2 separate regions of the Homo sapiens genome follow, and region 1 is linked to region 2. A link is a contact called in ENCODE Hi-C or POLR2A ChIA-PET data. All regions are on one chromosome and are shown on one strand. Each heading gives the region's core, a stretch centred on a gene start or an enhancer-like site at or near the end of the contact. The rest is flanking DNA. Distances are from core to core; before and after follow the strand shown.

The links. Hi-C counts contacts between places; a loop is a spot of excess contacts on that map. ChIA-PET counts read pairs that join two places held with the same protein, here RNA polymerase II (POLR2A).
Region 1: a map of endothelial cell of umbilical vein shows a loop between it and region 2 (2.1-fold over the local background). The contact joins two enhancer-like sites. A Hi-C loop is called at or near these places in 2 of 168 maps with a recorded cell type or tissue (GM23248 and endothelial cell of umbilical vein). POLR2A ChIA-PET finds 5 or more read pairs at or near these places in 1 of 52 experiments (Panc1).

The regions. Positions count from the first base shown.
Region 1 is chr9:14,370,591-14,374,635 of GRCh38, reverse strand. It overlaps a transcript of NFIB not described here. Among named protein-coding and RNA genes, the nearest start is that of NFIB-AS1, 56 kb to the right of the region's middle. Within about 2 kb of position 1,700, at least 9 of the 41 ENCODE cell types and tissues checked have a DNase peak (open chromatin) inside an H3K27ac peak, as active enhancers do; they include endothelial cell of umbilical vein, where a contact is called at or near this core.
Region 2 is chr9:14,214,076-14,218,054 of GRCh38, reverse strand. All of the region lies in intron 2 of NFIB (nuclear factor I B), which reads left to right. Among named protein-coding and RNA genes, the nearest start is that of NFIB, 98 kb to the left of the region's middle. Within about 2 kb of position 2,319, at least 3 of the 41 ENCODE cell types and tissues checked have a DNase peak (open chromatin) inside an H3K27ac peak, as active enhancers do; they include endothelial cell of umbilical vein, where a contact is called at or near this core.

The DNA.
Region 1 (4,045 bases), core at 451-2,950, 160 kb before region 2:
GCCTGGCTTTGTTTTTAATTAATTCAATTTTTAAAAGACATTTCTTCTTTTAGAGCAACTCCTGAGCTGAGACTTCAGCTGCTTGTACTCTAAAAAAGTTTCTCTCCTTTGTAAACAACCCATTTCTCAACTCACAGAAACCTCAATTAATAATCATTTTTCTCACAAGATGACTCTAGGGGACATTTACTGAGATACTATGACTGTCACCATTGCTGCTGGTACTGAAGTAACAGACACAGATGAACTTTTCTCACTTATTTTCCATGTGGGGTGTCCCATTTAAAATAACTCCATTATGTGTCCCCAGGCCCTAAATGTAGACTGGGTTATAGATATCCTTTGAAACTTCTCTCTTCTTTTCTTTGGGAAGGAGGGGAGGCAAAAGCCTGAATAAAAGAAAATAATTTAAAAAGAAAGAAAGGAAAGAAGAAACAAAATAAGAACCGTATTTTTAACAAAAGGATTTTTGAAAGCCTTGGAAAATGTTATATTCACTCATATAAGGCCCCACTGTTTTAAAACATATTTTACTATAATTTTGCCTTCAAAACCCTGACATTCGAAGTTGAACAGGGCTCTTTCAGTGTACAACCCCAGGACATGGAGAAATAAAAAGAACAGTATTCCAACTAACGCATACTCAGTGGGAATCATCACATCGCATAATTGCTTGAAATCCACAAGCTGATCCGATGTCATCTTCAGAAATATGCAAGTTTCCCTTTGTTTTCTGACTTAGAGATATTTCCTTGCTTTAGGGCTTAACCCTTCAGTTGCTGCCCCTGGTGATTGAAACATAATTAAAATGAATGTGGATCTGCCCTTCCTAAACTCTCCCCAAATGTTAGATAAGATTCCCCCAAACCTGCCAAATCTTATTCCAACAAAAACACAAAATATGAACTTCAGGTGTTCCTTTTCACTCATTTTCTTTATCTACCTGTTTCTAAACACCACACACACACACACACACACACACACACACACACACTCATGTGGACACACACAGCCCTTTAAATGTCTTTCTACAAGAAACTGTAAAAGAACAAAGAGTTGCCATTTTGGAGCATGTAATGACATATTTAAAAGTTCATCAACTTCCCCCTTTAAAAAAAAACCTGGCAATGAGTCTAAAACAATAATTCAAAAAGATTTAGAGAAAAGAATCCTTAAGACTTATTCCTCTGTAACATGATGTAAATCATAAATATACCACTGGTCTGGAAGTGATTACAACAGGCTATAAGACAAAAGATATTCCTAAGCAGACACTGCTGGCAATGGGCTCTATACTCCCATCTGCATATAAGAGGATTTGGGAAGGTAAGTTCTCATAAATGCTAATAAGAGATTCACACCACTGTAAAAAGAATTCCCAGGTGTACATGTTCCAACAATAAATTGTTAGGTCCTGGGCCACAGCTGATTGCATAACCCTTTACAGAAATCTGTCCTCTTATTCAAGGTGAATGAATCTTTTGGTGTTCCAAGCATTCCCACCACCCTTCTCCAGTGTTCCCTTTGCTTCTTGATTGTCATTGTCCCTGACCTTCCTAACAGGATCCCTGGAATGAAGAGGAGGAAACGCTATATAAACAGCTCATTCTAGAAGTGTGAGTCATTCTGGAATCAGTCCCCACCCCCCACCACCGTTCCCTGTATAAGGGATGCTTGCTCATATCTAAGCTTCTCAGTTGCTGTTAGAAAGCATTTCTTTGTTTTGTCTTTCCCTATACCTTTTTCCTGAGGGCAAAGGTTTAACTTTTTTTATTCTTCTCTGAGTGATTCAACACTTGAGTTAGAGGTTCAGTTCACAGGACATCAAGAATTACATTTTGCTTGATAGCATAGCATTAGAAGCTACAGCCAGCCAACTCAAAGGGACACTGCAATGCCATTTTATAATTAAGCAGGGCACCCGCTGGACCACATGTTATAACAGATGTTTCCTGGCCCCAGGTACTAAGCCAGCACACAGTAAAACCGCCCAGAGCCTCTCCCTGAGCCAAGATGGGTCAGTGTCTGGAACAACTCCTGTCTAGTGTCTCTTACTGTAATTAGAGAATAAGGCTAGCTTTTGGTCATTAATTCCATTTGAAAAATAGCCACAGCTAAATGAAAAATGAAAAAAAGAAAAAGAACATCAAAGTGCTTTTAAAATTGAAAAGCTTGATAAGAAAACAGAGATAATTTATTGGTGATTTATTATTTCGATCAGTGGTTTAGATCTTATATAAATTCTGTATAATGCCCTCTCTTCAACATGTTTTGCAAAATTTTCACTCCATTTATAAAATGGATAAAATTAGAGGCTCCTTATGCTTAAGCTGGAAGAGAGTTTTAGGTTGGTTAGTACCAGGAAATCAAACTCAGATGTTTATAGAGGCCAGTTCATAAATGAACAAAGCAAGCCAGAGCACGAAAAATCGTTCTGCTTTTTTTTTCTATTTTTATTTCATTTTCTTGTTTTCAATAAGAGCCATGGGTATGGAAATATCTATCTCCACTTTGAAAAAAAAAACAGTTTTGGCAGGGCTGACATTCAGATGGTGCGCACCTGAGATTGGGATGGTCCTTACCAACTCATGTAGAGATGGTGCTCTAAGCTCACCGAGTGAGGCTCATCCTCAGCTTCTCTTCCAAGAGTTCTTGGACCTCCCCATGACCAATTGGAGCAGAGTGGGGAGCATCCAGGAGCTGCTCTAGCACAAAAGTCAGTGTCCATTCCAATCAGTCAGTTCCCATTCCTTCGTAGTTAAATATTTTTAATATTGCTGAGAACAAGTACATTGACAAATAGCAGTTGGTATTTTGTCTCTGTTTAGGGCAAACCAAAAGGGCAATAGGAATTGATGGAGTCACTGGAGCCCTGGAGAGCCCCTTCCCTGTTAAAGGGGGTAGCTACTACCAAATGAATAGGAATGGCCACTCCTGTGGCCAGATCTTCTGATTTCTCAAGGGAAAGTAAAAACCTATGTTCTTATGTAAAGTTTCCCAACTAAATTATCAACTCATTTAAATACTGTTACAGGCAAACTAAGTGTTTCTGTGGGCCAAATGTAGCCTAGGTGTTCCCAATTTGCAACCTTTTTTATTTCTGAGACATAGGAGAGGACTAAAGTCTAAGTGACTTGCCCAGAGATCACCCAAGTAACTAGTGGCAGAACCAGAATGAGATCCTATAGCCCCTGACTCCCCAGCCAGTGAGATCTGACCTTCTTCAAAACAAATCCTATAATACCACTGAAAACGCTTCAACAAGGATTTCTAGACTGCCTACCCTAAGAAGAAGGAACTTAGATTATTTTTAGTATTACAGTTCTTTATACTAGTGTTTTCTCCTACAACATAAAAGTAAAACCTCATGTCCAAAGCTAACATATAATGATGGAAAAGATATGAAAAGTTCCAGAGATGACTGAGGCCTTGCATAGCTATAAGAAAAGGTTGGTCCTCTGGCAGGTTGGACATATAGTTGGTGTGTGTGTGTTTTTGTTTGTTTGTTTGTTTGTTTGTTTTGTTTTGGTTTGGTTTTTTTGAGACAGGGTCTCGCTCTATCACCCAGGCTGGAGTGCAGTGGCACAATCTCAGCTCACTGCAACCTCTGCTTCCTGGGTTCAAGTGATTCTCCTGCCTCAGCCTCCTGAATAGCTGGGATTACAGGTGCCCACCATCATGCCCGGCTAATTTTTGTATTTTTTGTAGAGATGGGGTTTCGCCACGTTGGCCAGGCTGGTCTTGAACTCCCGACCTCAAGTGATCCACCCGCCTCGGCCTCCCAAACTGCTGGAATTACAGGCATGAGCCACTGTGCCCAGCCTGGACATTAGCATTTAAACAAAGAAATTGATAGCATTTCCAGAAGAGCAGGGGTCAAAAAAGCCCTATGGCAAAGGTGACCCATAACAGGGTAAGAAAGTCTCCAAGTCTGAAGGAACCTCACTATTAGGAGGGATCTGATTTTTATGGAGTTCCAGTGTCGTGTGATCCTGAGATGAATCTGTTCTTTACATGGTTATTTCTTACCTTTGTTATGGAACCA
Region 2 (3,979 bases), core at 1,070-3,569:
ATACAGGAACTCCCAGCAAACACGGAAGAAACTGAGCCTGGGATGGAAAGTACAGCTTTACTGGCAAAGGATCAGGGACCTAAAAGCTTACATTTTTGTGCTCTACCACTGCCCATATATATTTACTTTCTTACCTTCATTCTGACTTAACCCAGATTTACTTACCTATCTATTTTATCTCAGTGGCAGGAGTATTTTTTGTAAGTGTTCTCATGTCTTTTGGGGGAAAGAAACAAAGTATAAAATAATAAATCAATATTGACATGGTGAAGTAATATCTTGAATGAGATAATTAGCAATATGAGTGTTTGGAGCAGGATTTTTGATGAGTCTTCCAAAATAATATAAATTTAGAGTTTGCTTAGTTTGTGTCTTTTTTTTTTTTTTTTTTTTTGAGATGGAGTTTCACTCTTGTTGCCCAGGCTGGCATGCAATGTTGCAATCTCGGCTCACCGCAACCTCCACTTCCTGGGTTCAAGTGATTCTCCTGCCTCAGCCTCCCAAGTAGCTGGGATTACAGGCATGCGCCACCACGCCCAGCCAATTTTGTATTTTTAGTAGACACAAGGTTTCTCCATGTTGGTCAGGCTGGTCTTGAACTCTTGACCTCAGGTGATCCACCCACCTTGGCCTCCCAAAATGCTGGGATTACAGACGTGAGCCACCGCGCCCAGCCTAGTTTGTATATTTTAAAAGAATTTCCTAGCATTATTGAATAATTAGATAATGTATATCTTATCTTTTGGTTGCTCTTGCCCATTCTGGAAATAATTTATAAGAAGATCTAATTTAGATTCTATCTGCTGTTAAGTGTGAATTAGTGTGAGTTGCATATAACATATATAAAAGCTGTAACCTGGGAAAAAGTTATTATCTGGAAGCTTTAGAAATTAATGTTATTCTTTCTTAAGTATCATCAGGAAATTAATCAAAATGGCCACCTTGATACCAAAAATAAGGTTTTGGGGCATAACATCCTTATGAATTCAAATGTTAGTCATTTCACATATCTTCCACTTTATTTCATTAAGTCCTTCCTAGTAGACACTGTTCAAACATTATTCACCATTTACTAATGCTGTTACAACATTATTTTAGAAGATGGATATGGATAGCTGTTCTAGCTTTTAAAGTTTTCAGTGTAAAGCACCATGTGCTAAACATTGGCCAGGATATTCTGTATGAAATGGCTTTAGTTACAGGCCTGTCTGACAACAGTTTTCATCAGAAAAGTATGCTTATTTTCCTTTCTTTTAGAAAATTTGGCTGAAAGCAATTTTGGCAAAGTCAGCATAGCCTTAAGTGTCACATGAGAAAGATGGAATTGAAGTGGCTGTTAGGTAGACCTGACCTGGGTATGGTGACTGTGGTGACATGAGTCCTTTGGAGGACACAGCGTCTCTCCAGCATCTCTCTTCTGAGGTTCACTCTCTTTTGTAGGGGCTTACCCCCTTGTCAATGCTACACACACACACACACACACACACACACACACACACACACACACAGAGGGAGAGAGAGAGAGAGAGAGAGAGAGAGAGAGAGAGAGAGAGAGAGAGAGAAAGAATGGAGAACCTTCCTTCTTACCTGTGGATACAGATGCACCTTGGCAGAGCCCACTTGCCTCCTGCTTCCGGCCTTTCTCAAACCAGACCTTTTTTAGTTTCTACTTCATCCACACAGAGACTTAATAGTGGCCAGTAAAGTGACTTGAAAAACGAATACATGCCACCATGTTAATGCACACCTTTCCAGTGGGATAAGCTCAGCCTGAGTGCCAAATTGTATTTCTTTGCACATGATTATCAGTTAAAATTATTTATATAGTTTGTTATTCATTAAATTTATTTTAGGAAAGTACACAAAGAAAAAATTGTGACCAGGCAATTAGGTAGCTTCTAAGGTAGCCATTGCCAACCTATCTTTTGTTATGAAGATGAAGTCTGTTATTTCTTAATATTGAACATTATTTTTGACTAAATTTAAATTCTACTGTATGCAATAGAATTGAAAATATACCAGCTTTATCGTCATTACCAAGAGTGATGATGATGATACCTCCTATTTATTGCCCACCCCCCATGAACAAGGTATCGTGCTGAGAATTTACATAAAGCAATTCAGTTAATTCTCAGTACAGTGCTGCTTGGGAGAGATTGCTATTTGCCTTTTACAAGATGATGAAAGAAGCTTGGAGATGTTGAGTCATTTATCTGAATTACAAAGCAAGTGAGTGGGCAAGATAGTTGAAAATTCTTTATTAAATTTGCTTTGATAACAAAAGTAATGTTTGCTTTTGGTAATACAATTGGAGTATTACAGAGGAAGTTATGCATACCATAGGAAGCTAGACTGGTTTTCAGTACATTATCCAGAAGAACAAAAAGTACTGTTAACAAATGGGGCATCTTTATCTTTATCTGACTTCTTGAGAATAATCTTTGTAAATTATCTGATCACTTTTTAAGTAGTAGTTTTTTTAAATGACTTTTTGATGACATACTTTCAACTTTCTTTGCAATAGAATCAAGGTGCATTTTAAATTTAGAATAAGCGAGGATTTTCAGGACCATATATCTTTTTACACATTTGCTTTCTGACAATTTTTCACCCCCAAATACTCAAACTTTTACTTATTTATTAGTTAACTTTTAATAATCGTTTCTTCTTAACATAGTCTTAGTATATGCAGATGTTTAAGGTTTTCATTTTCACTGCTTTTCATTTAATACCATTAAATGTATACCAGAGGTTACATTTTTCAAGTTTATTGTTCTGAGTATTTATGCCTGCTCTTTTTCTTCGGTTCCAATATGCTGGACAGTCTATGAGAAACTGATGTGAAAGTTGATGTCTTTGGAGATTACGTAAAAGCTGCTTTAGCCATTATTTTTCCATTTCTTGCTCTGCTAAGCACCCAATTGTTGAGCTTGACAGAAGATCATTTTACTGAGCTATTTACTTTGAAAAATTATAAGTAATATACTTACAGAAAATAATTAAATACTATATACAGGTAAAAGTGAAAAGTAAATCTCTTCCTTCTCCTTGTTTCTCCTTTGGCCGTTGCTCCCAAGCCTAAATTTCTTGTTTCCACATTTTCTTAATGGGCATGGAAGCATAGGTATGCATGTGTATACACGTACTTTATGAAGTCAGATCTCTTTAAATTCCAATTGTATAGGATGGCTCTCTGCACTGTGTGTGCCTCCTTCCTGTGTGTACTGGACTGTGGGATAAACAGCTCTCAGCAGGATATTCATATTCAGTAAAATAAATGATGAATTTCCAATGGAAAAGAGAGTCAGGACCAAGAAAATAGAAACAGAGACTGAAAATATGGGAAACAGTACAAATTTATAGACCATGAAGTTCAAAAATGTTGGCTGCTAAATTAGCATCATGTGTTTAAAAAGTTTCCTGGTAGTTATGTAAAAAGCATGATACAATCCATAATATGATTTTGTTTTACTCTGAAGGAAGGAAGTATGGCAGTTTCTTAGAGGAAAGCGTGACTTTTCTGTTAGGCTGCTGGGAGCTGTGCTGCTGAGATAGTGTGGGTGAAAATGGGATGTGGTAATGTGTGCTTGCTGAGGAGCTGAGATGTATCCAGTTCCATAATTTGCCTTCAGGACCAGCTCCCTAATGTGTGGGCCTCTTGTTCAAAAATTAAGAGTTTCAAGATGGTGACAGAAGAGCATGAAGCCAAGCATGGGGACCACGTAAGTGGGGCTCTATGTGACTGCATGGGTCCATGCTCCTGACACTGGCCCTGTGTGCTTTGAGATCCTTGAGCATGCTCAGGACCTGTGAGGAGAAGAGCAGGCTGGTGGGGAAGGGGAAGTTGGTGCCTCATTCAGGGATGTGCTCAGAGAAGTGCAGGTTCTCTCTTTGGGCTTTCCTTATCTCTGTCGCTTCTTCAGGAAGGGGAATTAATGGGGGGCTAGGATGTGGCCTATTTGGGGAGCAGAGTGGGGAG